Linked DNA regions of Homo sapiens: region 1 is linked to region 2. Evidence: read pairs that join two places in POLR2A ChIA-PET (ENCODE). Cell type or tissue: MCF 10A. All regions are shown on one strand. Each heading gives the region's core, and the rest is flanking DNA. Links, peaks and the distances in the headings are about the cores only.

Region 1 (4,396 bases), core at 95-4,094, 64 kb after region 2:
GGCAGAGGGGCAGAGGTTTTGATTGAGGGTGGGAAGAAAAAGAGATAAGGAACGCTTTCTGGGGTAGGTATCATTGGAGATAGGCCTTGGAGGATGCGAAGGATTTTAACAGGTGAGAGTCGTGGCCACTCCGTTCCCTTTGCCTAGCATGGGCATCAGACCAAAGGGCACAGGTGAGCAGACCCCCAGGGGCAGGAAGGAATGGGGAGGCTACGAGTCCAAGAAGAACTGATGATGCATAAATGGCACAAAGGAATATAGATCTCGTCCTCTAGGAGACTGGAAACGGGACCCAGGGGAGATTTTAAATGGGGGAGTAACAGATTTGTATTTAAAATCCCACTGATTGCAGCAAAGAGACTGGATTGGATTGGAAGTGGGGAAAGTGAAAACAAAAGGCAATTAAAATGGTGCAGGGAGAAATGATGACTTGAACTAAAGGAGCGGGAATAAAAGAGTAAAGGAGAGAAATGTGAGAACACTGGGGAAGGGGGTAGAATTCATAGAATTTTGTGATTTGTGGGAAGATCGAGACCATCCTGTTAACACGGTGAAACCCTGTCTCTACTGAAAATACAAAAAAATGGCCTGGTGTGGTGGTGCGTGCCTGTAGTCCCAGCCACTTGAGAGGCTGAGGCAGAAGAATTGTTTGAACCCGGGAGGCTGAGGTTGCAGTGAGCCGAGATTGCACCACTGCACTCCAGCCTGGGTGACAGAGTGAGACCCAGGCTCACTCAAAAAAAAAAAAAAAAAAAGAAAAGAAAGAATTTTGTGATTTATCTTTATTAGTAGGCATGTGTGCATGCAACTGGGTGTGTCCAAGAAGGGAGTCAGAGAGGAGGCTGAAATACCCTGAGGGAATTGCCAGTATTCCCTAGGGATGGAAAGCTATGACCACAAATAAGAAAGCTGGAGGTGAGGTGGGGGCTGGATTAAAGGGAGATGGAATTCAGACAGGGATCTGCTGAGTTTTAGGTGCTTCTTTGCTAGCCTTGGGCAGCGAGATACACTTACCTGCTATACACTGCCCAGGAAGAATCCCTGGTACTGCAGTGTGGATGGGGTCTCCAGCTTCTAGGCATGGACACGTTTGGAAAGGTGAGAAAACGTGAGAAAACAACAGTGGGCCCAGGGGACCGGTGCTCAGCATACCAAGGTCCTGCACCGGCACCGGTCTCTGAGTTCCCTCAGTTTTTATTGGTTATTATCTTCATTATTTCAGCAAAAAGGAATGTAGTAGGAGGGCAGGGTGATAATAAGGAGAAGGTCAGCAACAAACATGTGAGCAATAGAATCTACGTCATAATGAAGTTCAAGGGAAGGTACTATGCCTGGATGTGCACGTAAGCCAGATTTATGTTTCTCTCTACCCAAATATCTTAGCAGAGTAAAGAATACCAAGGCAGCATTGCTGCAAACATGTCTTTCCTCCCACCATAGGGCGATTTTTCTCCTATCTCAGAATTGAACAAATGTACAGTCGGGTTTTATACCGAGACATTCAGTTCCCAGGGGCAGGCAGGAGACAGTGGCCTTCCTCTATCTCACCTGCAAGAGGCTTTCCTCTTTGACTAATCCACCTCAGCACAGACCCTTTACGGGTGTCGGGCTGGGGGACGGTCAGGTCTTTCTCATCTCACGAGGCCATATTTCAGACTATCACATGGGGAGAAACCTTGGACAATACCCCGCTTTCAAAGGCAGAGGTCCCTGTGGCTTTCCGCAGTGCATTGTGCCCCTGGTTTATTGAGACTAGAGAATGGCGATGACTTTTACCATGTATACTGCTTGTAAACATTTTGTTAACAAGGCACGTCCTGCACAGCCCTAGATCCCTTAAACCTTGATTTCATACAACATATGTTTTTGTGAGCTCCAGATTGGGTCAAAGTGGTCGGGTCAAACTGGCTGGGGCAAAGCTACAAATTAACAACATCTCAGCAAAACAATTGTTCAAAGTACAGGTCTTTTTCAAAATGGAGTCTTTTATGTCTTTCCTTTCTACATAGACACAGTAACAGTCTGATCTCTCTTTCTTTTCCCTACAATGATCATGAGTCACACATGCACATCTGTTGTTACAACATTCTATCAGATGCCAGATCACCCTCCTTCCATCACGTCACAAGCTGTAAGACCCGACTTGCGTAAGCAATCTCCTGGGCTTTTTGAGGGTTAAGTATTATGTTTATTGCAGCACCTATGCTTTTCTATTTTTTATTTTATTTTATTTTATTTTTGAGTCAGAGTCTTGCTCTGTTGCCCAGGCTGGAGTGCAGTGGTGCCATCTCGGCTCACTGCAAGCCCTGCCTCCCGGGTTCACACCATTCTCCTGCCTCAGTCTCCCAAGTAGCTGGGACTACAGGTGACTGCCACAACGCCCGAATAATTTTTCTTTTTTTCGTATTTTTTAGTAGAGACGGAGTTTCACCATGTTAGCCAGGATGGTGTCGATCTCCTGACCTCGTGATCCTCCCGCCTCAGCCTTCCAAAGTGCTGGGATTATAGGCGTGAGCCACCACGCCCGGCTGCAGCACCTACGCTTTTCTTAACCACTTAACATGTGTAAAACTGCACTGCCTCTTTTATTAGCACTTCTCTCTCTTTTTCAAATGTGTCACTGATGAAGTTTTCAAGCGTTGTTCCCCTAACTCCATTTTCCCATAAGCCTCATGGTTCCTATTGTGGAATTTTGCATAGTGCAAGGAATTTTAGGAACACACATGTTGTGTTATAGCAGAACTGATGGTACTCCCTTTTCCTTGATTTGTCTTATAAAGGTTTTGTTATTGGAATTACAGCTTGTTTGTTAGAATTGAGATTCAAAAGTATACTGTGATTAGTTGCTATATCTCTTAAATATTCCTCTCTCTCTTTCTCTGTCTCTCTCTCTCTGGTATATAAATATTTAAAGACACTAAGTGGTATGTCCTGTAGGGTTTCTTAGAGTCTAGATTTTGATTATTGTCTCCCATGGTGTCCTTTAACCATGCTATTCCCTGCGTTTCTTTTAAACCGGTACGTAGTAAGATTAGAGACTTGATCAGACTCAGGTTCTATGTTTATGACAAGACTGCATTATAGGGGGTGCTCAGATGGTACATAACACCTGCCTGTCCCTCTTTTCATGGAGTTAACATTACTGTTGATTCTTATCTTTATTATTTCATTTATTAGGGGGTGCAAAATGGTGACATGCTAGTTCTACCATTCCTTCTTCATTTATTAGTCAGAATAGTTCTAAAATGAATTTTTTTCTTATTTATGATCTGAATATCTTGAGGTCCAATTCATACAGGAGAGGCAGAATAAATGCTTGTTTCCCATTATTTTTCAGTTTTTCAAGTAATGAGTAGTTTTCTTGAATCTTCCAAAAGTGACCAATAAAGTTTTGTTTCGTTCAATATCATTATAAACTCATGAATTTAAGTATGTTTGATGCACTTTAATCCATTGTGGTTCTTTTTCTTTTTCTTTTCTTTCTTTTCTTTTTTTTCTTTTTTTTTGGTGAGACAGAGTTTCACTCTTGTTGCCCAGGCTGGAGTGCAATGGCGCAACCTTGGCTCACTACAACCTTTGCCTCCTGGGTTCAAGTGATTCTCCTGCCTCAGCCTCCCAAGTAGCTGAGATTATAGGTGCCCGCCACCATGCCCGGCTAATTTTTGTATTTTCGTAGAGACGGGGTTTCACCATCTGGTCTCTACTAAAGAGACCAGGCTTGTGTTTGGAAAGACCATTACAGGCTGGCCTCAAACTCCTGACCTCAGGTGATCTACCCACCTCGGCCTCCCAAAGTGCTGGGGTTATAGGCGTGAGCCACCACGCCCGGCCCATTGTGGTTATTTTTATATTTATCCTCAAATTGCCCCATTTTTAGCTGGTGGAAGCTTATTGAAATTAGTTCTTCAGTCCTTCTGACATTATCCCAGTAGTCTTCAGCTTTAGTATAACAAGAAGTTTTAGGCTCTTGTACATTTCCTTCCTTGGACTTGGACTCAGTCATTTCTCCAAGGAGTCCTGGTTCCTGTCACTGGGAAATGCTATTCAGAGGCCACAATCTAGGTGTCTTAGCTCAGGATGCCATAACAAAATACCACACCAGGTGACTTAAACCACAGAAATTTACTTCTTCTAGTTCTAGAGTCTGGGAAGTTCAAGAGCAAAGTACCAGCCTGGTAGGTTTCATTCTGAGGCTTCTTCTCTTGGCTTGTGGGTGGCTGCCATCTCACTGTGTGTTCATATGACCTCTTCTTTGTGGACAGAGAGAATGAGCCCTTTGGTGTCTCTTCTTATAAGGTCACTAATCCCTTTATGAGGGCTCTGCCTTCATGACCTCATCTAACCCAAAGTAATTACCCCCCAAAGGCCCCATCTCCAAATACAATCACATTAGGGG
Region 2 (4,396 bases), core at 246-4,245:
TGGGAAAGAACTCAGGATTCTCGAGAAGAACAATTTCGCTTGCACTTGACTTTCCCCAGACTTCATCTGTGTGCCTTTCCCTTTGCTGCTTTTGCTTTGATCCTTTTGTTGTAATAAATCATAGCTGTGAGTACACCTACATGCTGAGTTCTATGCATCCTTTTAGCAAATCTGCAAAATGAGGGGTGGTCTTGCAGACTCCAGATTTACCTTCAGGTGAGCCTCCCCATTTCCAGTAACTGCCACCTTATACCCCACATTCCCACCGTACTGAGCTGCCTAGTACCTGGATACGCATACCTCCATATCTAGAATGCCCTCTCTTCTCTTGGATGGCTAACTTCCATGCAGCCGTCAGGAACTCAGCTTGCTTTGGTTATCCATTGCTGTGGAACAAGCGATCCCAAAACATAGTGGTTAAGACAGCAACAGTTCATTATTTCTTATGATTCTGTAGGTTGATTCAGGCAGTTCTTCTTCCCATGGGGTTGGCTGCGGTTTTAGGGTGGAGGGTTCAAATGGCCCCAGAGTTGGTGGTAGTTGGTGCTGGCCACCTGCTGATAGCTTAGCTGAGGCTATGAGTCAGGGGCCCAATTCTCCTCAATATGGGTTTCTTCACATGGCTAATTGAGTCTCCTGAAACCATGGTGGGTATTCTCCAGGAAGAAGCATTTCAAAAGAGCAAGCCCCAATGTGCAAGTACTTATCAAGCTTCAGCTTGCATATCCATGCAATGAATGCTGATGTTCCATTGGCTAAGCTAGTTACATGGCCAAGCTGAAGATCATCACGGGAAAGAACTATGCCAGGAGATGAACACTGGGGGGTGCAGCTCATAGAGGGCCACGAATGTGCAATGTACCACATAGTACAAGCCTTCACTGACCTCCTTAAGCCCCTTCCCAGTGCGTACTCATTACAATACTTGCCACACTCAGTTGAAATAGTTTAATTGTTGAGTATTGTGCTTCTATTTATGGACTGGAGCTCCATATTTATGGACTGGAGCTCTTCTGAGAGCAGGGTCTGTACCTAATTTATTCCAGTATCCCATTCCTGACCCAGACTGTGTTTGCAGAATGAGTGCTTGAATCAGAGCAGCAACTATCATCACCCACCTCGTATTTGCCAGGTTCAAGCCCTGTCTCTACCTTATTTAGGCTTAGGACATTCAATAGCTGTGAGATGCCAACTATACACAGTCCCTAAGCTCCTTAAAGCATGGCAGCCTGTCCCATGCTTTACAGAAGCATAGCCTGTCCCTGCTATAGAGAAGGCACCTACCAGGCATTAGTGGAATGAATAAATGAATGAGCGAACTTTCTAGGCATGTCGTTGAGATTTCCAAGCTATAAGACCATTCGATCCAGCAATCTCGCCACTGGGTATCTACCCAAAGGCAAGTTACCTGCACTCTTAAGTTTATCACAGCATTGTTCACAATAGCAAAGATGTGGAATCAACCTAAGTGTCATCAGTGGATGGTGGGATAAAGAAAAGGTGGTGTACATACACAATGGAATACAACTCACCCATTAAAATGAAAAAAAAAATAAAACATGTATTTTGAAGCAACATACATAGAACTAGAGGCCATTATTTTAAGTGAAACAACTCAAAAAGCCAAGTACTGCATGTTGCCACTTATAAATGGGAGGTAAATAATGTGTACATATAGACATAGACTGTGGAATAATAGACATTGGAGACTTGGAAGGGTGGGAGCGGGTGAGGGATAAAAAATTGCTTGATGGGCACAATGTACATTATTCAGGTGATGGTTACACCAAAAGCCCAGACCTCCCCACTACACACACAATATATCCATGTAACAAAACTGCATCTGTACCCCTTAAAGTTATACAAATTTTAAAAATGCATCAACTGCTTTCTTAAACATACACTGTGATGAAGCTGAGCAGAAATCACATGACCCCACAGTCCACAAATAAAGCAGGTCTATCAAAGAGCTGTCAACGAAAGAGATTTTCTGTCCTCTCCTTTCCAGTTGAGGACCCTGAGGAAGGAGAGTTGCCCTTGCTGTGCCACGTTGTGCTGAGCAGCCCGGCTGGAGCAGAAGCACAGGGTCCTCCCACCAATGCGTCCTCTGCTCCCCTATTTCCTGGTCTTGGGCAGTGGCTCCTAATATAGGTTCTGTCTCATGCTATAAACAGCTACAGACACATCTTCAGTAGTAACGCACTGGAGTGTGGAAATCAATTGTGAATTAAACTCCTCCCTATTGCAATATTCTGACATCATAAGAGAACACAAGTGAATCATCCCTGTGTAAATATACTTTGATTAGATCATTTGCTTTCAAGGCTAAAAAAAGGGAGGAGAAAAAACTGGATGTTCTGTTCCCCTCTGGATAGGCATTGGGGGTAAGATTTTCCGCCCCTCTGTGTGGTAACCCCCCTCAGCTGGAATAACAACTTCTTACTTAAGACCACATTCCTCTAGGTTCCATTCTTTGAAATATTTCATTCTTTGGACCTCAGTTTAAGCAACTAAAATAAAAGATGGTCTTGAATAATAAAACTAAACAAAAGAATGTGTTTGCTTTATTAAAGGGATTTTTTTCACTTTATGAAAGGACTGACAGTATTATTTTCAGCAGGTGAGATCCCCCTTGATCTGTTCAAAATGAAAATGAAATTCATCTAGTTCAGGAGCTATGGACTGGTTCTGTTGGCCAAATCTAGCCTGCGCTGCCCATGCATTTTCTCTCTTTTTCTTTCTCTCTCTCTTTCTTCTTATATCTTGTTTAAAGAAATAGAGACAGGGTCTGGCTATGTTGCCCAGAATCGATCCCGAACTCTTGGGCTCAAGTGATCCTCTCACCTCGGTCTCTCAAAGTGCTGGGATTACAGTAATGAGTCACAGTGCCTGGCCGCCTGTGTATTGTTTGAACAACACAGTAGTTGATTTTTAAATTCTGAGCTTCTATAGCTGCATTATGACATGTTCTCCAGTTCTTCACAAATGCTGCCACTACTTGATGTCTCACACACAGTTGTTACCTGCAGGACCCCTGAGTTTTACCTCTCATTTTACAAATGGGGAAACTGAGACCTAGAAAGGACGGTTTGCTCAAGGTCGTGAAGCTAGGACATGCCAGGGCTAAAAAGCAAGTCTCCAGCTCCCTGGCACAAGACTCCCTCCCTTCTGCTCACTGCATCTCCACACCACTTTCTTGTAGCTTTCGTTAAATTAATAAAAGTGCAATTTCAGCATACGCCACTAAACTGGCAAGCATTTGCAGGGGTGGATTTTGTAGCGACAGCACTTACCCAATGGGAAGTTGTTGCAACCTTCCTCTTTCCTTTCTGTCCTCCCAATTCTCAGGGTTGGAGGAACCTCACACTTTGCTGTCATCAGGCAAACCTCATGCATGGGCAAGGAGCATCATTTTTCTACTTCTACCCATCACAGCTTCTCCTTTCTATCAAACCACACAAGCAGAATCTTTCTCCATATAAAATCCACACAGTAAATGTTTCAGATGGTACAAATGGGCTTGTCTTTCATTTTGAATTTTTTTTTTTTTTTTTTGAGACAAGACCTCACTCTGTAGCTCAGGCTGGAGTGTGGTGGCGTGATCATGACTCGTTGCAGCCTCAACCTCCTGGGCTCAAGTGATCCTCCCACCTTAGCCTCTCAAGTAGCTGGGACCACAGGTGCATGCCACCATGCCCAGCTAATTTATTTATTTATTTATTTATTTATTTATTTATACAGATGAAGTCTGCCTATGTTGCCCAGGCTGGTCTCAAACTCCTGGGCTCAAGCAGTCCTCCCACCTTTGCCTCCCAAAGCGCTGGAATTACAGGCATGAGCCACTGCACCCAGCAAAGCTTTTCTTTCTGGAAAAATCCTACTTGTTATTCAAGGCACTGTTCAAATGTTGCGTCCAGTGGGAAGCCAACTCCACTATTCATTTACATATTTTTAACATCATGTAGCATAGCGTGGGGTGTGCGGTGTGTGGGCCTACTTGCCTCCTCACCTTTCCCTCCTTCAGCTCCCCTTGTCTACTCTGTCCCCTCCATCTTTGTTTACTGACTTGAATTGAGAGGATTGAGGCTCATAGAAGACTTCCTGAAAACAATCCACACCCACCACTTTTCTACCAAAATTGAACAAGGACTAGATTTTGATTCTCTTTTTTGGAAAGGAAAATAGGTCACCATGCAAAAAGGCCCAAGCAGCTTCTCCTGTTCAAGAAAATGCTGTCTGGTGTTGGGGATGAGTTGGAGAGCTTTGGGGAGGGAGTTGCTATAGGGGAGGAGCTGAAAAGGACAGAGGTGGCAGGTATAGAAAGCAATCAGTCAATGCAAGAGGGCAGTCTCCAAATTGCTCCAAACCTCAGTGTTCATCTGTATCTGAACCTCTC

The links. ChIA-PET counts read pairs that join two places held together with the same protein. Peaks named below come from ENCODE experiments on the same cell type or tissue, not always from the same donor. Only the 100,000 strongest peaks of a DNase experiment are listed, where the experiment ranks them.
Region 1: POLR2A ChIA-PET joins it to region 2 with 7 read pairs; 22 of 35 experiments call an interaction of 5 or more read pairs at or near these places.

What each region holds. Positions count from the first base shown.
Region 1 is chr2:20,500,152-20,504,547 of GRCh38, forward strand. It overlaps LOC107985856 (a long non-coding RNA gene), which reads right to left and starts at 1,373. Exons shown (of 4, transcript NR_157978.1): 1 at 1,015-1,373. In MCF 10A, for the core only: no CTCF peak of the experiment used is centred there; a DNase peak (open chromatin) is centred at 2,110.
Region 2 is chr2:20,436,440-20,440,835 of GRCh38, forward strand. No RefSeq gene overlaps it. Among named protein-coding and RNA genes, the nearest start is that of RHOB, 8.4 kb to the right of the region's middle. In MCF 10A, for the core only: no CTCF peak of the experiment used is centred there; DNase peaks (open chromatin) are centred at 2,242 and 2,882.